3 separate regions of the Homo sapiens genome follow, and all the other regions are linked to region 2. The links are chromatin contacts, found by Hi-C or POLR2A ChIA-PET in ENCODE. All regions are on one chromosome and are shown on one strand. Each heading gives the region's core, a stretch centred on a gene start or an enhancer-like site at or near the end of the contact. The rest is flanking DNA. Distances are from core to core; before and after follow the strand shown. Region 1 holds the start of SPNS3 (SPNS lysolipid transporter 3, sphingosine-1-phosphate (putative)). Region 2 holds the start of MED11 (mediator complex subunit 11). Region 3 holds the start of UBE2G1 (ubiquitin conjugating enzyme E2 G1).

The links. A loop is a pair of places that touch in the nucleus more often than their neighbours do. ChIA-PET counts read pairs that join two places held with the same protein, here RNA polymerase II (POLR2A). Pooled maps may share reads with other maps.
Region 1: a pooled map shows a loop between it and region 2 (2.4-fold over the local background). The contact joins the promoter of SPNS3 here to the promoter of MED11 in region 2. A Hi-C loop is called at or near these places in 4 of 50 pooled maps. POLR2A ChIA-PET finds 5 or more read pairs at or near these places in 2 of 52 experiments (WTC11 and activated CD4-positive, alpha-beta T cell).
Region 3: a map of CD8-positive, alpha-beta T cell shows a loop between it and region 2 (8-fold over the local background). The contact joins the promoter of UBE2G1 here to the promoter of MED11 in region 2. A Hi-C loop is called at or near these places in 1 of 168 maps with a recorded cell type or tissue (CD8-positive, alpha-beta T cell) and 9 of 50 pooled maps. POLR2A ChIA-PET finds 5 or more read pairs at or near these places in 1 of 52 experiments (activated B cell).

The regions. Positions count from the first base shown.
Region 1 is chr17:4,431,849-4,435,475 of GRCh38, reverse strand. It overlaps SPNS3 (SPNS lysolipid transporter 3, sphingosine-1-phosphate (putative)), which reads right to left and starts at 1,536. Exons shown (of 12, transcript NM_182538.5): 1 at 1,310-1,536. The coding sequence starts at 1,508. RefSeq lists an enhancer at 820-1,474.
Region 2 is chr17:4,730,178-4,733,708 of GRCh38, reverse strand. It overlaps MED11 (mediator complex subunit 11), which reads right to left and starts at 2,281. Exons shown (of 3, transcript NM_001001683.4): 1 at 2,135-2,281; 2 at 1,803-1,933; 3 at 102-659. The coding sequence starts at 2,219. The coding sequence ends at 522. CXCL16 (C-X-C motif chemokine ligand 16) reads left to right here. Exons shown (of 6, transcript NM_001386809.1): 6 at 1-176. RefSeq lists enhancers at 2,285-2,334, 1,626-2,445, 2,345-2,484.
Region 3 is chr17:4,364,502-4,368,170 of GRCh38, reverse strand. It overlaps UBE2G1 (ubiquitin conjugating enzyme E2 G1), which reads left to right and starts at 1,496. Exons shown (of 6, transcript NM_003342.5): 1 at 1,496-1,900. The coding sequence starts at 1,855. RefSeq lists enhancers at 1,363-1,657, 1,477-2,163 and silencers at 1,326-2,025, 2,076-2,855.

The DNA.
Region 1 (3,627 bases), core at 287-2,786, 300 kb after region 2:
TTTATTTATTTTTTATTTTTTATTTTTTTTTTTTTGAGACAGAGCCTTGCTCTGTCGCCCAGACTGGAGTGCAATGGTGGGATCTTGGCTCAATGGTGGGATCTCGGCTCACTGCAACATCCACCTCCCAGGTTCAAGCAATTCTCTGCCTCAGCCTCCCCAGTAGCTGAGATTACAGGTGCCCGCTACCATGCTCGGCTAATTTTTGTAGTTTTAGTAGAGACGGGGTTTCACCATGTTGCCCAGGCTGGTCACAAAGTCCTCACTTCAAGTGATCCGCCCACCTTGGCCTCCCACAGTGCTGGGATTACAGGCCTGAGCCACCGCACCCAGCCCTAAAATATTTTTAATTTTTTAAATAGAGACAGAGTTTCGGCTGGGCGCAGGGGCTCATGCCTATAATCCCAACACTTTGGGAGGCCGAGGCAGGCGGATCACCTGAGGTCTGGAGTTCGAGACAGCCTGGCATACACGGCAAAACCCCGTCTCTACTAAAAATACAAAAACTAGCCTGGCATGGTGGTATGCGCCTGTAGTCCCAGCTACTCGGGAGGCTGAGATAGGAATCGCTTGAACCTGGGAGGCAGAAGTTGCAGTGAGCCGAGATCGCGCCACTGCACTCCAGCCTGGGCAACAGATTGAGACTCTGTCTCAAGAAAAAAAAAAAAGGCCGGGCACGGTGGCTCATGCCTGTAATCCCAGCACTTTGGGAGGCCGAGGCGGGTGGATCACCTGAGGTCAGGAGTTCGAGACCAGCCTGACTAGCATGGTAAAACCCCGTCCCTACTCCTCCTCTACTCAAAATACAAAAATTAGCCGGATGTGGTGGTGCACGCCTGTAATCCCAGCTACTCGGGAGGCTGAGGCAGGAGAATCACTTGAACCTGGGAGACAGAGGTTGCAGTGAGCTGAGATTGCGCCACTACACTCCAGCCTGGGCGACAGAGCGAGACTCTGTCTCAAAAAAAAAAATAAATAAATAGAGACAGAGTCTCACTATGTTGTCCAGGTTGGTCTCAAACTCCTGGGCTCAAGCAATCTTCCTGCCTCAGCCTCCCAAAGTGCTGGAATTACAAGCGGGAGCCACCATGCCCAGCCTGTGTCCCTTCTTAGTTGAGGCTGGATTGGGAACATCAGTTGGTCCTCCCCGATTCGAGCACAGCTGAAAACCACCTCTAGAGGTGAGAACACCAGAGATGGGCCCAGGAGCAGAAAGATGGGTGATGGCTGGAAGGCCACCATGGATCTGCAGCCCCTGGCTGGTGGGCACAGCAGCAGGTACTGCCCAGGGTAGCCATCCCCTCCTCACCTGCAATGATGAACCAGTTCATGTAATTCAGGAGGTTGATGTAGCAGAGGACGGCGGCAGCCACGTAGGCCCTCCACGGGGGCAGGCTCCAGGAGGTGGGCGTGATGGGAGGGGGACACTGCCTGCCTGGCCCTGGGGACTGGCCCTGCAGACCTCCTGGCCCAGGCTCAGGGCACTCCGCTGACATCCCCCCAGCCATGCCAGCCTGCAGCTCTTGGCCTGAGACTGGCGCCAGGATGAAGCAACATTAGCTCAGCACGAAGTCACTTCCTGTGGGGTCCCAGGCTCCAAACCTCAAAGCACCTGCCCTAACTGTTGGGCGTCTTATCGCAGGTTCCTCCTGACCCCACGGCAGCTTCACCAGTGCGATTTCCCCATCGTCAGCCTCTGAGACCTGCTACGGAGGACAAGGGCTCCTGGCACCCCCACCCTGGGGACTGGACAACTCTGTGGTCCCCTTGATCTAGCCTGCAGCTTCAGTGGCTGCAGTGAGGAAGGGAAGCTTCCAGGGCAGGAAATGAGATGAGCCTCCCAGAGTGCTGCTTGCTGTGAGATGGTCTAGCTGCCCGTACGGGACTGTGAACCAATGCCTTGAAGCCGGGGCAAATGAGGAAGGCTGGGCATTGGCCAGGACAGCAGCATTGCACTCGACTGCCAGGCAGGATGAGCACCTACCCAGGATCTAAGGTCCTTCCCGGAAAAACAAAGGTAGCAGAGGGGGCTGCCTACAAGAAGACAGCCTGTGTGCAAAACTCATCAGTGGGGGCTAAATCTGGGGGGAAGACTTCAGTGAGGGGGGAGGGTGTCAGCACGGTCACGAAGCATCTCTTGATAGATTGCTTATTAGTAACAAAAGGAAAAAGAGTAACTATACAGTAGAGGAATCAGACATCTTGACCAAGGGGTTAAAATAAATCACCTGTGAGAGGCAGGAGGGTGTCGTGTGCCTCCAGATGTGAAGGTCTTCGCAGGTCACAGCATCATCTATGTGGCATTCCAGCCAGGAAGGCACAACCGGAATCTCATCATGAGAAGACATCAGCCAGACGCGGTGGCTCGCACCTGTAATCCTAACACTGGGAGGCCAAGACAGGAGGATCATCCAAGCCCAGAAGTTTGTGACCAGCCTGGGCAACATGGTGAAACCCCATTGCTACAAAAATACCAAAAAAATAAAAAATTTTAAAAAAAAATAGCCGGGTGTAGTGGTGTGCGTCCACAGTCCCAGCTACTTGGGAGGCTGAGGTAGGAAGGATCGCCTTAGCCTGGGAAGTCGAGGCTGCAGTGAGCCATGTTCGTGCCACTGCACTCCAGGCTGGGTGACAAAGCAAGACCCCAACTCAAAAAAAAAAATTTTTTTTTTAATTTTTAAAATGAAAAAACATCAGACAAGCCCAAATTGAGAAACACTATTTCTTTAAAGGGACTGTATATTGAAAAATGTCAGAGTCATGAAAGACTAAGAAAGACTGAGGGAGCTAGGCGTGGTGGCTCACGCTTGTTATCCCAGCACTTTGGGAGGCCGAGGCAGGTGGATCACCTGAGGTCGGGAGTTCAAGATCAGCCTGACCAATGTGGAGAAACCCCGTCTCTACTAAAAATACAAAACTAACTAGGCATGGTGGCAGGTGCCTGTAATCTCAGCTACTCGGGAGGCTGAGGCAGGAGAATTGCTTGAACCCGGGAGGCACAGGTTGTGGTGAGCCAAGATCACGCCATTACACTCCAGCCTGGGCAACAAGAGCAAAACTCTGTCTCGAAAAAAAAAAAATATTCTGAGGGACTGTTTTGGATTAAAAGCAACAAAGAGACAAGATAGGCCAGGCGCGGTGGCTCATGCCTGTAATCCCAGCACTTTGGGAGGCCCAGGCGGGCGGATCACGAGGTCAGGAGTTCGAGACCAGTCTGGCCAACATAGTGAAACCCTGTCTCTACTAAAAATACACAAAAAAGTAGCTGGGTGTGGTGGTGTGCACCTGTAGTCCCAGCTACTCAGGAGGCTGAGGCAGGAGAATCATGTGAACCCGGGAGGCAGAGGTTGCAGTGAGCCAAGATCGTGCCACTGCACTCTAGCCTGGGTGACAGAACAAGACTCCGTCTCAAAAAAAAAAAAAAAAAAAAGAGAGACAAGACAATAAGACAATTAAGAGCAGTACAGGATCCCAACCTCGCTCCTGTACTGGATCAACTGATAAAACTGGATCAGGAAGAAATAGCATATCAGCATCTGTGAACTATGGTTATGTAAGTAAATAAGTAAATATCCTTATCTGAAGTATCTAGAGGTACAGGGCCATGATTTATGCCACTCATTCTCA
Region 2 (3,531 bases), core at 1,032-3,531:
CTTTCCCACCCTCCCTCCTTAGCAGGTGCCGTGCTGGGACACCATACGGGTTGGTTTCACCTCCTCAGTCCCTTGCCTACCCCAGTGAGAGTCTGATCTTGTTTTTATTGTTATTGCTTTTATTATTATTGCTTTTATTATCATTAAAACTCTAGTTCTTGTTTTGTCTCTCCGAATGAAGAAGTATGTATTTTCATTAGGCCAAGTCTGCGGGAAGGCTGGGGCAGCAGCATGAAGTGTTTGAGGAAGTGGGTTGGGTATGTCAGTTTCCATCTCCTCTCTGAGCCTGTCAGGGTGTTTCTGGAGTGCAGAGCAGGAGCACCCTGCTGGAGAGGCCAAAGCATAGCTGTGGGCAGGCTCGGGCTTCAGTTTTTCCATGCCCACCATTTGCCCCTTTGTCCTAGGGTACTTTGACCAGCAGGGTATGTTGGTGCTCATACTCCCCACCCTACATGTTCCCAGGTTCTGTCCCATGGCACAGGTGATGGTCTCCCTCTCAGCTCTGGGTCCATCTCCCTGGCCTAGTTCTCCAGCATCTGCTCACAGGTTCGAGCCACATCACTGAGCTTGAGGCGGGCATAGTCCACTCGCTTCAGAGCCATCTGACAGTCCTTCCTCGAAGAGTAGCTGGAGCCCTCATGGGGCTGCCCTGTGGCCACCTACAAGACAGACTATCAATGGAGCACCATCTCCTTTACCCTAACTCCAACCAGGCATCAGGTCTCGTCTCATTTCTTCCCTGAGTTTGAATTTGTTAGGCCATCTGGTAGCTGGGTAAATAAATCATTTAACTTATGTTAATCTTGTCTGTAAAATGGGGGTGACAATAACTACTTCCTAGAGTTGTTGAGGATTAGATAAAGTAATGCAGAGTATCTGGCACACCGTAAAAATTAGTAATGGTAGTGGTCCCTGCGACGATTTCAGAACCTTCTCAATCCTGTCCCTCTTCTCAGGATATAAGGATTTGGGACCTCGTGGCCTGGAGGTCAGGCCAAGTTTCCAGTGACAAAGTTCTGTAGTTCTAGCATTATTTACACATCTTCTGCTAGGCACATGTGATGTTACCCAGTGAGGTATGCAGGGCCACCTTTAATTCTTTCATTTTATTATTTATTATTTTTTGAGACAGAGTTTTTGCTCTGTTACCCAGGCTGGAGTGCAATGGCATGATCTCGGCTAAGTACAACAACCTCCGCCTCCTGGGTTCAAGCGATTCTCCTGCCTCAGCCTTCCAAGTAGCTGGGGTTACCGGTACTCACCACCAAGCCCGGCTTTTTTTTTTTTTGAGACAGTCTTGCTTTGTCACCCAGGCTGGAGTGCAGTGCTGCAATCTTGGCTCACTGCAACCTCCACCTCCTGGGTTCAAGCGATTCTCCTGCCTCACCCTTCCAAGTAGCTGGGATTACAGGTGCCCGCTACCAGCCCAGCTAATTTTTGTATTTTTAGTAGAGACGGAGTTTCACCATGTTGGCCAGGCTGGTCTCGAACTCCTGACCTCAGATGATCCACCCGCCTCAGCCTCCCAAAGTGCTGGGATTACAGGAGTGAGCCACCGAGCCTGGCCTAATTTTTATATTTTTAGTAGAGACGAGGTTTCACCGTGTTGGCCAGGCTGGTCTCGAACTCTGTCAAGCCACTGCGCCCGGCCCATTCTTTCCTTTTAGAGGAAGAAACCCGCTCTGGATGGCCGGCTGGGGAGGTCTGGTCCTGCCCAGTTAATGCTCCACCCTGGATCACCCAAGCCTGAGGCTTTGACCCAGAGCTGGGGTTCGCTCGCAGAACCCCCCAGACACACCGACCTGGGTGAGGTAGCGGATCTGAGCTGACAGCTCCGCCTCCACGTGTTGCACTGAAGCGGTGAAGGCCGCCGCCTGCCGGTCTAGGAGCCGCTCGTTAGTTTTTTCCTTGGACAATTCTAGGATCACAGTACCTGCCAGGGCGGAGAGAGGGCGGGGACACACGGAGACTGCCAGTGTAGCCTCTCCCTAGGCCAGCCCCTCTCAGTCCCGCCCTTTCGCTGCGCACGCACGTAGGATTCCCTCCCCAACCCTGCTCCAAGTCCCAGGTCAGGCTGCCAGTGCAGCCCGGTCACGCTTTCGCTCCCCGCTGTCCAGGTTGTCGCATCCCGAACCTGCATTCTGAAGGATGGCGCCGATTTCCCGTTCAATGTCTTCCAGAGCGCGTAGTCTCTCGTTCGCCAGGCTGTAGGTAGCCATTATCACTCTGGGAATTCTCACCAAGAGTTTCTCCTCAGAAACGCGACGCTTGTTCCGGAAGTGGCTCTCGGTGTGCGCCTGCGCAGAGGGCACCGTGTAGCGAGCACTACGATTCCCAGGATGCTCAGCGCAGCCTCGCCTCCTCGGTCCGCTTGATGAACTACAACTCCCAGGGCCCGCTGCGCCTCAGCCACAGGACCACCCGTAGTCAGAGGCGACAGTGGAATATCCCCTAGCCCGAGGCCATTCAGACCTGTCCATCTTCTTGACACTGTCTGTGGCCTCTAGTTTATTCTACACAAGTTTATTTATTTATGAGACAGTCTTACTCTGTCGTCCAGGTTGGAGTGCAGTCGCAAGATCTCCCTCCCTGCAACCTCCACCTCCCAGGTTCAAGCGATTCTCCTGCTTCAGCTTCCCGGGTGCCTGGGATTATAGGCGCCCGCCACCACGCCCGGCTGATTTTTGTATTTTTAGTAGAGACGGGGTTTCACCATGTTGGCCAGGTTGGTCTCGAACTCGACCTCAAGCGATCCACCCTCTTCGGCCTCCCAAAGTGCTGGGATTACAGGCGTGAGCTGAATCTTAAAGGTGAACTACGTGGATGAAAGCTTGTAGTGGAAAAGGGAGACGGCATAGGCAACAGCATGGTGCTGTGACGGGAACAGCGCATGTGGAGTCCAGCAAGGGATTCTGCCTGCCTGGAGTGAACGGAGCGTGGTGGGGGTTAGGTATGACAATGGTGAGGCTGGAGAGAGGAGCGGAATCAGGAAAAGGCTTGCAAGCTATGTACTTTGGACTTGAGTCTGAAGACATTTGAGCCTTTAAAGGGTTTTTAAGAAGTGTGTTATGACCAGAATTACCTTTTTTGGAAAGATCGTTTGTAACAGTTTATAGTAGATTATCAAGAATGAAACTAGTTTGCCCAAGGTTAGCACATGAAGGTTAGACTCAGTTAAACTGAATGGTCTAGCCTGGGGAACATAGTGAGATACTGTCTTTATAAAAAAATTTGGGGGCTGGGCATGGTGGCTCACTCCTGTAATTTCAGCTCTTTGGGAGGCTGAGGTGGGAGGATCACTTGAACTAAGGACTTCGAGACCAGCCTGGGCAATATAGTGAGACCCCATCTCCTATATTTAAAAAATAAAGGCTGGGTTTGGTGGCTCACACCTGTAATCCCAGCACTTTGGGAGGCCGAGGCGGGTGGATCACCTGAGGTCAGGAGTTCGAGACCAGCCTGACCAACATGGAGAAACCCCGTCTCTACTAAAAATACAGAATTAGCTGGGCATGGTGGCGCATGCCTGTA
Region 3 (3,669 bases), core at 247-2,746, 360 kb after region 2:
TAGGCCGGGCACAGTGGCCCTTGCCTATAATCCTAGCATTTTGGGAGGCTGAGGCAGGCGGATTGCCTGAGTTCAGGAGTTCGAGACCAGCCTGGGCAACATGGTAAAACCCCATCTCTACTAAAATACGAAAGAAAATTAGCCTGGCCTGGAGGCGTGCGCCTGTAGTCCCAGCTACTCAGGAGTCTGAGGCAGGAGAATTGCTTTAACTCGGGAACCTGAGAGGCAGAGGTTGCAGTGGGCCAAGATCACGCCACTGCACTCCAGCCTGGGCGACAGAACAAGGCTGTCTCAAAAAATAAATAAATAAATAAATAAAATAAAAAAGAAAGAAACTAGGAATAGAAGTAAATTTCCTTGATTTGGTAAAGTGAAATATCAAAATGGTCCCTTTGGTCTATTTGATAGGGGGCAGTGGTTCACACTTGTAATGCTAACACTTTGGGAGGCCGAGTTGGAAGGACTGCTTGAACCCAGGAGTTTGAGACCAGCCTGGGCAACACAGAGAGACCTCTGGCCCCCCCCTCCTTTTTTTTTTTTTTTGTGAGACGGAGTCTCTCTCTGTCGGCCATGCTGGAGTGCAGTGGCACCATCTCGGCTCACTGCAATCTCTGCCTCCTAGGTTCAAGCAATTCTCCTTTCTCAGCCTCCCTGGTAGCTGGGAGTACAGGCGCCTGCCACCAGGCTGGGCTAATTTTTGTATTTTTAGTAGAGACCAGGTTTCACCATGTTGGCCAGGATGGTCTCGAACTCGTGACCTCAGGTGATCTGCCCACCTCGGCCTCTCAAAGTGCTGGGATTACAAGCATGAGCCACCGCGCCCCGTCAAACCCCCCGATCTCTATAAAGCAAATAAAAAAATAGCAGGGCATGGTGGTGTGTACCTGTAATCCCAGATACTAAGGAGACTCAGATGGGAGGATCCCTTAAGCCCAGGAGTTCCAAGCTGCAGTGAGCTATGATCACTGCACTCCAGCCTGGGCGACAGAGAGAATTGCCGTCCATAAATGATAATAATAACAGGGCCGGTCTCGGTGGCTCAATAATAATAGGGCCGGACGCGGTGGCTTTTTTTGTGCACTCTTCATGTAAAGTGAGTTATCATCATATATTGCCTCTATTTTGATGTTTGGTTAAAATGGGGCACACCAGTACTAACTTCGGCTTTCTAACAATTCCTACTTCGCACACCATGTGGCAGTGTTAGATGGCTTTTGGGCGCTCGCCAAGGACTAGACATCTACCACTTCTTCTGGCCTCTTCGCTCCTATATCCACTGCTTCAATCCAGAGGCTGTATTTGACCCTCTGCGACCTCTTTGTCATGGCGTCCGCGGGGCGTCTACCAGCGGAGGCTTGGGCTGGCAGCCGGGCGTCGACCTTCCCAAAATGGCGGCGGACGGGACAACTGCGCTCAAGGGGCGGGGTTCCGCCGCCGGGGGCGGGGCGGGAGGCCGAGGGGTCGGGCTAGCGGGCGGGACGCTTCCCAAGTCGGCAGTCTCAGCGCGCCTGCGCCGAGCGGCCCTGCGCGCAGTGAGGCAGTGGCGGGGGAAGGCACCGGTGGGGCCGACGGGCGGGTTGAAGGAGGGAAGCGGGCGAGCGAAGTCCCAGTGCGCGCCGCGGCAGCCCGGGCACCCTCCCCTTCCGGGCGTGAGTCGCTGTGAAAAGAGCTGAAGCGAGCGGACTCGCACCGGCAGCGAGGCGCCGCTCCCGCCGCCTCAGCCCGGCCTTCCTCGGCTCCGGCGCTCCGGTCGCGGGGCCCGGGTTCCTCGGCACACCCCGCTCCAGCCGCCCCCAGAGCCTGTCCCCAGCCCTTCGGAAGCCCCGGCGCCAGCCCGGGCCCTCGGCAGGGAGGATGACGGAGCTGCAGTCGGCACTGCTACTGCGAAGACAGCTGGCAGGTGAGCAGGCGGGCGGCGGGGCGCCGGGCCCGGCCGCGATCGCGGACAGCCGCAGCCCAGTCCCTCTTCTCCTCCCGGGCCAGCGGCCGTACTGCCGAAGGGGCCCGGGCCTGCGAGGGTGGGGACCTCGAGGCTCCGGTCCCGGCCGGGCCCAGCCGTTCTCGCCCGGCTCTTGGAGGGCACTGGGGGCGGGGACGCGACCCAGCTCCGGCCCAGGGACTGGGCCTGGCGCCCGGGGGGTCGGAGAGGAGGAGGTCCCCTCCCCCACCGTTCTGTAGGACGTTGCGGGGGAGGGGCTGTGTGCGGGTCCCCAGGCCGGGGCCGCCAGCTTGGAGGGGCGGGTCCCGGGTTCAGGTGCTGCCGGGGCCGCCGGACCTTCGGGGCCGGCTGGAGCGTCCGGACCCAGTGCGGCTGCGAGTCCCCGGCTCGGTGTCTGAGGGCGGGCGGAAGGGACCGGCCCTGGCGGGATAGGTGAGGCGCACAAAACTTCTCCCCGGGCGGCGCTGGGTCCGCGGAGTTGGGGCCGACAACAAAAGCGCTGGCCTCGGCGGCCTCCACGCGGGCGCGAGGGTGCCGGAGACCCTGGCGGAGTGCGGATCGCCGCCTCGCCTGCCTCCGCCTGGCACGGGCTCCGGCTGCGCCGCCCGGCTGGGGGAGGGTAGGAGCGGGCCGCGGGGAGAGCCGCTCGCTGGCCGGCTCCGGGCTTTGTGCTCGCCGCGATTCCGGCTGCTGCGCAGGCCTGCAAACCCCGGAGCTGCGCCCGCAGGCTCTGGCCCGGGGCGGCGGCCGGGTCGGCCTCCCCGAGGAGCCTGCGGCCCCCCTCCCCCATTGTCCCGGCCTCCGGCCGTTTGCGGCTTCCAGGTTGACTTTTTAGGGGGTTGGCTCCTACTCTGCTAGGACTGTGTGCGCGGAGCATGCGCAGTGGAGACGTCCGTGTGCGGAGTGGAAGGGGGGAGGCGGGTTGGTGGCTTCACAATGCAGCCCCACGTGCTGCCAGATTTAAAGAGAAATGAACCAGCACTTACCCCTGCTGTACAACACCCGGCGTGTGTCATTCTCAGTTCAAGCGATCTTCCCCCTACCCACTCTAAAACCAGTAGCCTCTAGCCCTCAGCAGAAGCCAAAGACTGGAGTGATGAAATCTGTTTTTGAAATACATTTACTAAGAGTTTGAGGTGTTCGTTAAATCACCTTTATGGCTTCTTAAGGAAAAGGTTGTCAGGGGTTCTTACAGATTGTATAATTGGGTTTATTATTAGACCATGAGCAAGCAGGTTTGGACAAGTATTAAAGTTCTAGATGCTCAGGGGGAGTTAGCTTGCAGTAAATGGAGAAGTTCTAATGATACTACAGGATACTCATAAAAATTATGTGCTGGAAAAGCACTGAGGCCGGGCGCGCTGGCTCACGCCTGTAATCCCAGCACTTCGGGAGGCCGAGGCTGGCGGATCACCTTAGGACAGGAGTTCAGGGCCAGCCTGGCCAAAGTGGTGAAACCCCCGTCACTACTAAAAATACAAAAAATTATTCGGGCGTGGCGGAGGGCGCCTGTAATCCCAGCTACTCAGGAGGCTGAGGCGGGAGAATTGCTTGAACGCGGGAGGCATCGTTGCAGTGAGCTGAGATCGCGCCATTGCTTTCCAGCCTGGGCAACAGAGCGAGACTCTGTTCAAAAAAAAGAAGGGCCGGGCGCGGTGGCTCACACCTGTAATCCCAGCACTTTGGGAGGCCGAGGCGGGCGGATCACGAGGTCAGGAGATCGAGACCAT